Linked DNA regions of Mus musculus: region 1 is linked to region 2. Evidence: chromatin loops called from intact Hi-C (ENCODE). Cell type or tissue: left cerebral cortex. All regions are shown on one strand. Links, peaks and the distances in the headings refer to the core of each region. The heading gives the core; the rest is flanking DNA. Region 1 overlaps Pdgfa (platelet derived growth factor, alpha). Region 2 has its middle 33 kb from the start of Gm38726.

What was found. Peaks named below come from ENCODE experiments on the same cell type or tissue, not always from the same donor. Only the 100,000 strongest peaks of a DNase experiment are listed, where the experiment ranks them.
Region 1: it touches region 2 in a loop (2.2-fold over the local background); 1 of 42 quality-filtered maps calls a loop at or near these places.

Annotation. Positions count from the first base shown.
Region 1 is chr5:138,977,695-138,983,065 of GRCm38, forward strand. Pdgfa (platelet derived growth factor, alpha) reads right to left here. Exons shown (of 6, transcript NM_008808.4): 5 at 1,452-1,578. Among named protein-coding and RNA genes, the nearest start is that of Pdgfa, 15 kb to the right of the region's middle. In left cerebral cortex, for the core only: no CTCF peak of the experiment used is centred there; a DNase peak (open chromatin) is centred at 2,289.
Region 2 is chr5:138,898,589-138,903,959 of GRCm38, forward strand. It overlaps the pseudogene Gm31891. Among named protein-coding and RNA genes, the nearest start is that of Gm38726, 33 kb to the right of the region's middle. In left cerebral cortex, for the core only: a CTCF peak has its summit at 2,775; DNase peaks (open chromatin) are centred at 2,655 and 2,834.

The sequences.
Region 1 (5,371 bases), core at 199-5,198, 79 kb after region 2:
GCCAGCTGGACACAGGCAGTCACGGAAACACCTGCCTCTCCCTTGAAGGGGTCCCTGTCAGCAGCAGTCCCTGTCAGAGCCACATGGAACAACCCCAAGGACCTGCCCAAGGAGACAAATGCCCAAGACAGGCATCCCCAGGCACCCTCGTGTGGGAGCCAGGGTTCTCAGACACCCTATCTCTGAGGACTCTCCTGCCCAGAATAACTGTTTGTCTTGGATGCCCCTAAGTCGCATGTGCCAGGAGGAAGGGCTCAGCCAGACAGGCTCCAGCCCTCTGAGCCAGACAAGCTGACACTCAGGACAGGTCTGGGAAATGATATGCCCCACCTACATTCCCTACACTTCCGGGGAAAAGCAGCCATCACAGGGTGGGTTTGCAACAAGCATTCCTAAGAGGCTCTACAGCCCTTCTTTACCTGCCTGACTCTTCCACCCCTGGAGCAGCCTCCATGGGTCCTGGCGGTAATTTTAAGGACAGAACCCACAGTACAAAAGACCACCCCATCTGGTCTTACACGGATCATTAACCTCTTCCTCCTTTCCTGAGGTCACTGCTGGTTACAAAAGATGACTGACTGACTGCCCTGGCCACTTAACTCTTCAGATCCACTCAGCCTCCTCCTCCTCCTCGGTAAACGTCTCAGTCCTTCCGCCAGTCAGCGCAGTGGGCAGTCTCTCCCCAGATAACTCCACCAGAGCCACCAGAAGCCCCCACCCACCCTTCCCGCCATGGGGCACTCGGGTGCCTGATCAACGACCAAGAGAAGGGCAAAGCTGTAGCTGCAAGGAGACCCGGCCGAGCAGTCCCAGAAGCACACAGAACCTTGAGCCAATCAGGGCCCACGGAAGCGGGATTCGCCTGTCTTGATTGTGTCCCAGCCCTGTGCGAGGGAGTCCCCAGCTCACCCGGCGGGCAGGGCCTACCTGGTCGGCCGCCTTAGGTGGGTTTTAACCTTTTCCTTTTCCGCTTTTTACCTGATTCCCTACGCCTTCCTGTCAAGGAAAGGGCAGGGGAGGTGAGTGGCCTCCGGAGGGCCTGGGGTGGGAAGCCACAGTAATAAATACTGAAGGTGTTTATCTTTCAGAGAGAAAGCCTGATCCACCCTGGTGCATAGACACTTCCGGGTCTATCTCTGCACCTGGGCTGCCTGAATGTTGGCATATACAGGTGTGCTGGGCAGGACTGAAGGGCAAGACCCTGGGCAGCAGGGTACAGCCCGAATCCAGTGTCTACTGTTCCACCTGGAGGTGGCACCTGCAGGCAGTTTCCCTGACTGTCACTCTGCAAGCTAGTGTGGACAGCTGGCAAATCCAGGCCTGCTGACTTGTTTACTCAAGCAACTTTTCCCATCGCTGTGATGGGCTTGGCTGGGTCAGATGTGACAGATCACTCATCCCATATCCCTCAGGACCCACACACAGCAAATCAGACAGTGTTGGCCACTCACCTGTCTCCTCCTCCCGATGGTCTGGGTTCAGGTTGGAGGTCGCACATGCACACTCCAGGTGTTCCTCTAACCTCACCTGGACCTCTTTCAATTTTGGCTTCTTCCTGACATACTCCACTTTGGCCACCTGCCGAGGAAACAAAAGCCAGTGTCAAAACCATGTACCCAAAGGAGACCTGCTTGGGGCACCCCAAACCAGGACTCAGATACCTAACTCTCTTCAAGGCATCTTCCCTTGAGCTCAGGTCTGCTTTCATTCGAAATAAACCCCAACGATACTAGGCCTACAGCTGCCGTCCCGGCAGCTTCTGTCCCAGCAGCCAGAAGCTCGAGGTCAGCCTGGACTACACAGCAAGGGATGTGGCTCAGCTACCAGAGCACTTCCTCAGCAGTCACAAAGCCCTGAGTTCCATCCCCAGCATCATATAAACTGAATGAATGTGGCGGCAGAAGCCTGTAATCCCAGGGCTCAGGACGTGGAGGCAAGAGAACTAGGAACTTAAGACTCCTAATTGCCCAAAAGATCTGAAGGGCGTCAGCCAAGAAAGGGTGAGCTGGACGTAGGATGGTGGAACATACTACTACTCCCTTTGTTAGTAAGAACCCAGAGTCTTGGCTAGGAACAGCAGTGTGGCTACAAAGCTTGCTGATGGAGGGAACCCTCCCAACTTGTGGTCTCTGAGAGACACGCCAACCCAGCAACACACCTCCAGGTGGTACAGAAAGTTTCTACCGGATTCTAGAACCCCAGGCAAAGGCTCCCATCGTCCTGGCCAGATGCGGAGCACTACAGCCTCATCCTCGCAACACTCGGGTCGTGAGTGTGCCAACTCCACCCCCACAGACTGTGAGTCGTGCACACAGCTCCCAACAGAGGAATGCAACTCCACACACTCCCTCCCCCCTCATCCAGTAGTTCCTTAACCCACTCCAGCCCCCACCAACTGCTGCACCAGGAGGCAGCTTGGGGCCATGCACCCTGCTCCATTCCAGCATGACGTGGCATTAGGGAACCCTCTAGGTCACCTCCCTCAGAATCCAGACACCAGGACTCATTTAACCCTCCTGGCCAGCCAGTGAGTGAGGAGGCAGGATTGTCACCTCCACAGATAGAAAAGAAAAATCAGGCACAACCAGCCCTCTCCTGAGGTGACCCGGAGAGCGTGGCTGGCGGCTTGTTCCAACCTCGATGCCACCTGGAATAAGTGTCAGAGAACAGCCACCCTCCCAGCACTGCAGAACTGCATACAACCAGTGCCAAATCTGTGTCCGACTCCCAGAGCAGCCCTAAGGGGTCTCTACCTCACATCCCGCCATACACTAGGGAAACTGAGGCTACAGCAGTACTGAACCCACTCCGGGTGGCTTAGAGCACCTAGCAGTGGCAGCCTTGTGACGTTCAATGCTGGAAACAGTGCGTGGCCCACCCAGAGTGACCGGGGGAGCTTGGGCAGGAGAACACTCCCCAGTGTTCTCCCAAGGGTATTAAAGCTCAGGCACCAAGAGGACCCTTGGAAGCTATGGTCAGCCATCCGCCAGAGTACCAGGCCAGGCAGCTTTCAGAGTCCTGGGGACCAGACTCAGCCAGACTCTGCTGTGGCTACCGACTTGGCTACATTAATGGTTAACATGGGTGCAAAGGGTGCCGGGTGCCTGGCGGGCGTGGGAAGTAGAATGGGTGCCCCAGGTGTGAACAGAGTCTGCCAAGTATGAGCTCAGCATGGAGGGCGTGGGGCCAGGGGTCAGGGGTCAAGGGCCAGCCCAGGAGGTTTCACTACGTCAGAAAGCGGGAGGGACAGCAACTTGGGGCCGTGAAAGCCAAGGAGGGTCTTCCCCTGAGAGCTGTAGGCATGTGGCAGGCTTCTGCCCAGGGGTCTTGCTCAAAATGTTTTGGTGGAGTGCTGGGCCAACCTGGGCATTTGGGTCGGGCTATGCTATCCAGATACCTCCAACCTGACCTGTGAAATAGGGACAGTGGTCACACCCACCCAGGTAGCTCATGAAAGAATAAAGTTTTCTCTGCAGCGGCAGCCAGAGGTCAAGTGGGTATGGTGGGGTAGGCTGAGGCTGGAGGATTTGCCTCAAGTCCAGCCTTGTCTACAATATGAGTTCCACGCCAGCCCCCAGCTATAAGACCATGTACCCCAAAACAAACAAAAGACACAACAGTAAAAAATCACCTAGAAATGGGACACAGCCACCCTATAGGAGGAGCTAGCTTCAACAAAATCAATATTCACACAAGGCTCCTTACTAAAATTAGCCCCCAAACACTGTTCAGGAAGTCACCATGTCCCCAGAAGCAATGCAATCCCCGGTCCCTAAGCTCAGGGTCTCACACTCCACCCCAGGGAACAGAAGGGCAACCCCTGTCTCTCCCCTTCAAGAGCCCTGAGGTAGGTCAGGGAGGGAGAACTTCTTCCAAAAGAAAAACATCAGCCAGTCCCAAGAGGAGCTGTAGGCAGAGATGCCACAGTCCCCAACCTCCAAAGATGTCTATTGCCTTTGGTGATCCAGCAAACTCCTAGACTGCCTAGATTTAAAAAAAAAAAAAAAAAGAAGAAGAAGCCTGAAAGAGACCACGGCCACAGACACCAGTGGTGGGTGCTCTCCTCTTCCACCACAGCCTCTGTGGTGGGAACCAGGTAGCCTCACGCGGCCCTGAGCACAGGCTGTCAGAAGGGGACTTGGCTTGGTTTTAACTACAGCCCTGCAGCCTGACCCAAACCCTGCCTGCAGGGCAAGTACAACCTTCTCCACTGAGCCTAGGGGTCCCCTGCATGAGGAGCAACTCATGAGCCGCTCCAGCTGGGGAGGCCCATTCTTCCAGACAGGCCCATGGTTATCAGACAGAAACAAACAGCGGTTTATAGTAGCACCTGCCTTGGGAATGCAAGGATTCCAGCCGCTCTGCCACCTCTGTCTGGCCAGGAAATGGCTACAACCACCCCTACACCCCCCCCCCCCCCGCACGCACGCGCACACACACACACACACACACACACACACACACACACACAGAACATGTTATGAATATTACATTTTCCCACTTGTGCCCCATGCATTCCAGAGCTCCCTCAAGTTTAACGCAGAGGATCACCTGGCCAGGCCATTATCCAATCACTCCTCTGCACGGAGGAGGGGTAGGAGGGGTGGGGGGGTTGTCTTTCTACTCCAAGCCTCAGGACAGTGATGTCTATGATAAAAGCCAGTGCTGATTGAGCTGAGCACAGGGCACAGTCCCTCCTGCAGGTCAGCTGCATGGACCCAACTGGAGCCTATTCTACTAGATGAGGAACCAGGGGCTGGCAAGTGGACAGCTTGCCCAGGCCCCTCACTCCTCTGCTTCCTACTCAGCTAGACATAAAAGGAATGAGCCCCCAAGGTCTCACAGCACAGAGACCTGGGACCTTCCCACAACAATCCTTTAACTTGACCAAGAGAACATTAGGTTATGGCTCCCAAAGTGCCCCATGGACATCCAGTGACGGGGGAAGCTGGGCTGGGACTTAAAGGCTGGGGCACCCCTGTCCCACCTGGCTGAGGGCTCACAGCTTGATAAGCATCAAGCACATCCCAGGTGTTTTCTGTCACGCTGCCCCAGCCTCCTTGGATCTCAAGCCTTTCATTGGAGGGACCGAGAGACTTGCTCCTTCAAGACTAAAGCCTGCCTGGCCACCTTCTCTGAAATCTTTGCACAAGCCAAATGATGGAGCCCAGCTGGGACTTTCCTTAGGACATAGCTTCAGACCCTACTCAAGTTGGGGGCACCTTCAGAAGCCTGGAGCCTAACCCAGCAGAGCCCCTACGTCCTGCATGTTGGAGACTGAGTCGTCAGCAGTCAGGTCAAATGATGGCTCAGAGCTGACCTGACCCCTTAGCAGTCCCATGGAATGTAGACAGAAGGCTCACCTCTGTCC
Region 2 (5,371 bases), core at 161-5,160:
GTTTCCAGCTGTGGTGATCTGACCTACTGTCATCACAAGTGGGGACAAGTTCCCCAGCAGCTCCTGCTGGGGGCCCGCTGATCTCATTGCTGAGGAATGTGTATTTGTCTGCAGGGCACAGCTCGGGGTGAGGACGGGAGAGCTGGGATGGTGCCATGCAGCACTGCTCTGAAGCCAGGCTGTGCCCTCCAGAGTGTTGATGAGACCCCTCAGCCTTCGCCTGACAAGAGCATCGCCCTCTCACTCTGTGCTGGCAGCTGGAGCCCGCTCAGGTTTTGAACGAATGAGCATGGCGGCTTTCTCAGTGCACGAAGGGGCACCTGAGCTCCCAGAACAAACTGGAGGTGACAATAGAGAGGTTCTGACCTGTCACTTAGGCACCTTGGAATTCACTTCCCGTATATATCTTCACCCTGAGGAACCCCTTGCTTTGGTGGTCGGCAGCCCTGTCTGCTAGTGCCATTCTAGCTGAGGTAGAATAAGCCCCATGGGTAGGCTCAGGGGTCCAGTCTACCAGTGTCTGTAAGTAAAGGTTCCTATTGAGCCAGGGTTTCTGGGGCCATGAGTACTAGCCATCGCCCTCCAGGGTGACTGCCCATGGGCACTTATCTGTCAAGGGATGCCTTCATGAGTCCGAGCTCATAGACTATCCCAACCGACAAGGGGAAAAAAAAAGCAAGGTGTCTATTCAAAGCCTCAGAGTTGGCAAGACTCAAGCTTGGACCCTGAAGAGCTTGCAGTTACTCCTGTGGAGACCCAGGGAGGGCACATGGTCTCTGCAGATGTTTTGAGTAGAATGGAGCTGAGGAAGAGAAGGGAGTAGCTGCAGGAGCCATACAGATGAGTGACAGAGCCTGGAAGATACTGAGCAGAAGACAGAGCCCCAGGCCTCAGGCTGGCATCTCCTCCAGTGTCTCTTAGACAGGTAGTTTCTCTGCCACACATGCCTGTCACCACGCCCTCCCCACCCATGGCAGAGCCTGTTCCAAGATAACCAGGCTTCAGAGAAGGTGAATATTTCACTGCCAGCCCTGGGGAAAGGCGGGCAGGGCGTGTGGTGTCAGCCAATTGCTGAGGTGTCAAGAAAATGCTCCTGACATACCTAAGCTGAAGTCACAGGTGATGTCCTTACATCAGGGTTAGGAAGTGATACACAGTAGCACCAACAGACAGCATTTTCATCCTGTTCATGTGACATACATAAATAATCTTAGGAAGAGATGAAGGATATCGCACATAGTCCAAGCTGTATGTGCTTCCTGGGGACAGAACCGAGGACCTCACATGCTGCACAGGAACTCCACTGCCAAGGCACACTTGCCAGCCCCTCACTGGGGGATTCTAGGCAAGGACTCCACCACTGAGCCACGCCCCCAGCCCCTCCCTGGGGGATTCTAGGCAGGGGCTCTACCACTGAGCCACACCCCCACCCCCTCCCTGGGGGATTCTAGGCAAGGACTTCACCACTGAGCCACACCCCAGCTCCTCACTGGGAGATTCTAGGCAGGGGCTCCACCACTGAGCCACACCCCCAGCCCCTCCCTGGGGGGATTCTAGGCAGGGGCTCTTCCACTGAGCCACACCCCCAGCCTCTCACTGGGGGATTCTAGGCAGGGGCTCTACCACTGAGCCACACCCCCAGCTCCTCCCTGGGGGGTTCTAGGCAGGGGCTCTACCACTGAGCCACACCCCAGCCCCTCACTGGGAGATTCTAGGCAGGGGCTCTACCACTGAGCCACACCCCAGCCCCTCACTGGGAGATTCTAGGCAGGGGCTCTACCACTGAGCCACACCCCAGCTCCTCCCTGGGGGATTCTAGGCAGGAGCTCTACCACTGAGCCACACCCCCAGCCCCTCATCGAGAGATTCTTAGCTCTACCATCGAGCTACATTCATGAGCCTGTTTTTGTTTACTTGTTTGTCTGTTCTGTTTTAATGTGTGTGCATACGTTTGTGTTGAGTTGTGCGTGCATGTAGAGGCCAGAGAACAACCTTAGGTGTCATTCCGCAGGTTCCATATGCGTTGTTTTTGTGACAAGTTTTCTAACTGTCCTGGCACACACAATTAGTCTAGTCTGGATGATCCCCAGGGATCTGCCTGTCTCTTCCTCCTGGGCACGAGAATTACCCAGGCAACCATGTTTATCCCTTACGTGGGAGATCTAACTCAGGTCCTCATTTTTGCATAATAAGCTCTTTACCTCCTGAACTATCCCCCCACCATGGCCTGTTGCTGGACCTGGGACATACCAATTCAGGCAGTCTAGCTAGCCATCTTGCCCCAAGGAGTCTTTGTCTCTTCTTCCCAGGCACTAGGGTTACAGGTTAGCTGCCATGCCTTCCTGGCTTCTTATGTACATAGGTACTGGGGGTCCAATCTCTGGCCTCACACTTACACAGCAAGTGGTTCATCTACTGAGCCATCATGCCTGTTTTTATGCTCTTTACTTTGAGATGAACTCCTTCTGTGGCCCGGGCTGGCCTTGAAATCACTCTGTAGCAGCTCCTCTCTGTGTATCTGAGTTGACTCAGCCGTTGTAGTAGTGGGTGTGATTGTGCTGGAATTGATGCAAGGAAGGATCAGTTTAAATCCTAGCACCTTCCCACCAATGACTCAGGCAGCGTGGAGTCATACAACGGGCTGCACGTGTAAAGTTCAGAATTGATCTGCATGGCTTATAACCGATGCCCGAACAGTCCTGGCGACAGAGCAAACAGCCCACGCTCACACAGTCCGTGCTGCTCTGCATACCCAGAATCCCAGGCGAATGGAATCCCCCAGCACAGTGGTTCTTCATGCCATGCAGCTGAGCCTACACCTCCTTTCTGCAGACAACCACACGACACCACAAACGGTGTTCTCCCACTCACGTCTTCTGGAGTGTGGGGCTCTGGGTTGCTTCCGGTTTGAGACTAATCCAGATAAACTCACTGTGAACATTTGTGCACAGTCTTATGAATGTATGTTTTCATTTCTCTTGGGTGAATGCCTGGGAGAGGAACAGCTGGCTCTGGTAGTTAGGGATATTCATCCTCTGAGAAATTGGCCAACTGTTTCCCAAAGTGTCTCTTGTTTTTTTTATTGTTGTTATTGCTGTCAATATTATTTCTTTTCCTTTTTTTAACATTCCTGTCAGCAATGGAGGAGCACGCTGGCTTCTTCACATCACCCATTCTTGTCTACACTTGGGGTGGGCAGGTCCTAGTTTTAGCCACTCTGGCCAGTATGTGATGGGACTTCACTGAGCTCCAGTTGTTTCCCTAACTGATTTGTCACCTCTACATATGTTTCCATCTTCTCTTTCTTACTGTTGTTTGTTTGTTTTGTTTTGTTTTGTTTTATTACTGCTTTCAATCAGTGAGTTTTCAGAGACCTCTTGTTGTTGTTGTTGTTGTTGTTATTGTTGTTGTTGTTGTTGTTCTCTTAGCAAGGTCATCAGAAAAATAAAAGCATTGCTTTTGAAGATATCGATGTGTTCACTTTTATGTCTATTGATTCTGTCTGTGGTGTCATACCTAAAAAATCTTCACGGAACCCCAAATCACAAAGATGTTCCTTCTTGTGATCTTCCAGAATGTGGTGTGTGTGTGTGTGTGTGTGTGTGTGTGTGTGTGTGTGTGTGAGTGTGTGTGTGTGTGTGTGTGTGTGTGTGTGTGTTGTGTAGCTGTTGTAGTATTTGATTAATCTGCTCTATAATTCCCGTCAAGTGCGCACATGCTTCTCGCTACTATCCCAATGTTCTGGGTCCCCAAAAGAAAGATGTACATAAACACCTCTATATTTTAAATATCTTAAGCAGCTCAAAGGCTGGGCCACTGAGTAACTCCACATGGCTAACAGACACTCCCCTCAATATTCCTGAGTTAATAATTACTAATTCTATATTTGACCTTTGTTGTCCTGGACCCTGCTGGACAGCCCTCCTGGGGCCACTTTCCCCTTATACCTACATGTTGGCTGTCTCACCCTCCTGTACCTTTCCAGTGTGGTCCATCTCCTACGCCCTCATCATGGTGGACTCCCCTCATCCTCCTTCCTTGGTCCCTTCCTGGGAATCCTAAAAGTCCTGCCTCTGTCTCCCTGTCCAGCCATTGTCTGCTGGTAATTTTGTTGACCAGTCAAAAACTAACTGGGGACAGGCTTCCCTTAGTCCTACTAGCCGGACAGTGCAAACAGGTATTTGAGTAACATAATTAGCATAAGAACACAAGCCATGTGAACACACATGGATAGAGACAGCAACATTCCTCAATCACTTTCTATCTTGTGTTTTGAGACAGCATCTCTAAATGGAGCTGGAGTTCCCTGATTTGTCTAGGTTGGCTCACCAGCGAGCTCTAGAGATTGCCCTGTCTCTGCCCCAGAGCTGGAATGACATCAGTCTGTCTCTGCGCCTGGCTTTTATCTGGGTGCAAGGGATCCAAACCCAGGTCTTCACATCCTCATCGCAGGCACTTTACTGGATGATCTGTGTCCCTAGCCTCTCTAAAAGTTTCCAAGGTACAAATTTTTCACTTAAGCCTATAACCTACGTTGAATTATGTTTGGTCTGTTGTGTAACAGATGGGTCAAGATGTAGATAAAGGGAAGACAGATTAGTGGAGCCAGAAAATGGAAACAAAGATAGGAAACAGATGTAGGTAAAGTGTTTGCTACACACACATGAGGACCTGAGTTCAGATTCCCAGCAGCCATGCAAAAAGCCAGGTGCAGAAGTGCACACCCATGGGGTTTAATGGCTAGCAAGCTTAGCCAAAATCAGTAAGCACTAAGTTCAATGAGACCTGATCTCAAAAATGAGGTAAAGAACAATTGGGGCAGACATACAGTGTTGAACTACACCCCCCACACACACCCACACACAGACACACACAAACACATACGTGTAGCCACATGAACACACTCATGAATATATATACATATAAATAAGTATATAGATAATAAATAGATGATGTTAGGCTTAAATTGATGACAGGTGATTATGAATATATAAGTAATAGGTGACAAATGGGTGCATAGATATTAGGTAGATGAGTTAACAGATACAGAAGATGATAGATACACAGATGGCTGGCAGTAGGTAGACAGATAAATAGATGAATCGACAATAGAGATCTAATGGCTCTGGCATCGTTTATTTAAGACTATTCCTCACAGAATCCTGTCTTAATAGTCAGTTGTCCACATGTGTGTGTTTCTATTCTGTCCCACAAATCTATTTGTCTAGCTTGACCTTGACACGCTGTCCTGATTACAGTTCATCTGCCAGCTCCACTATTATGTTTTGAAGCTGTTTGAGCTCTTCCAGATCCTCTGCAGCTTCACATGGACACAGGGAGGGCCTTATTTTTAGATATGATGCCTTTAATG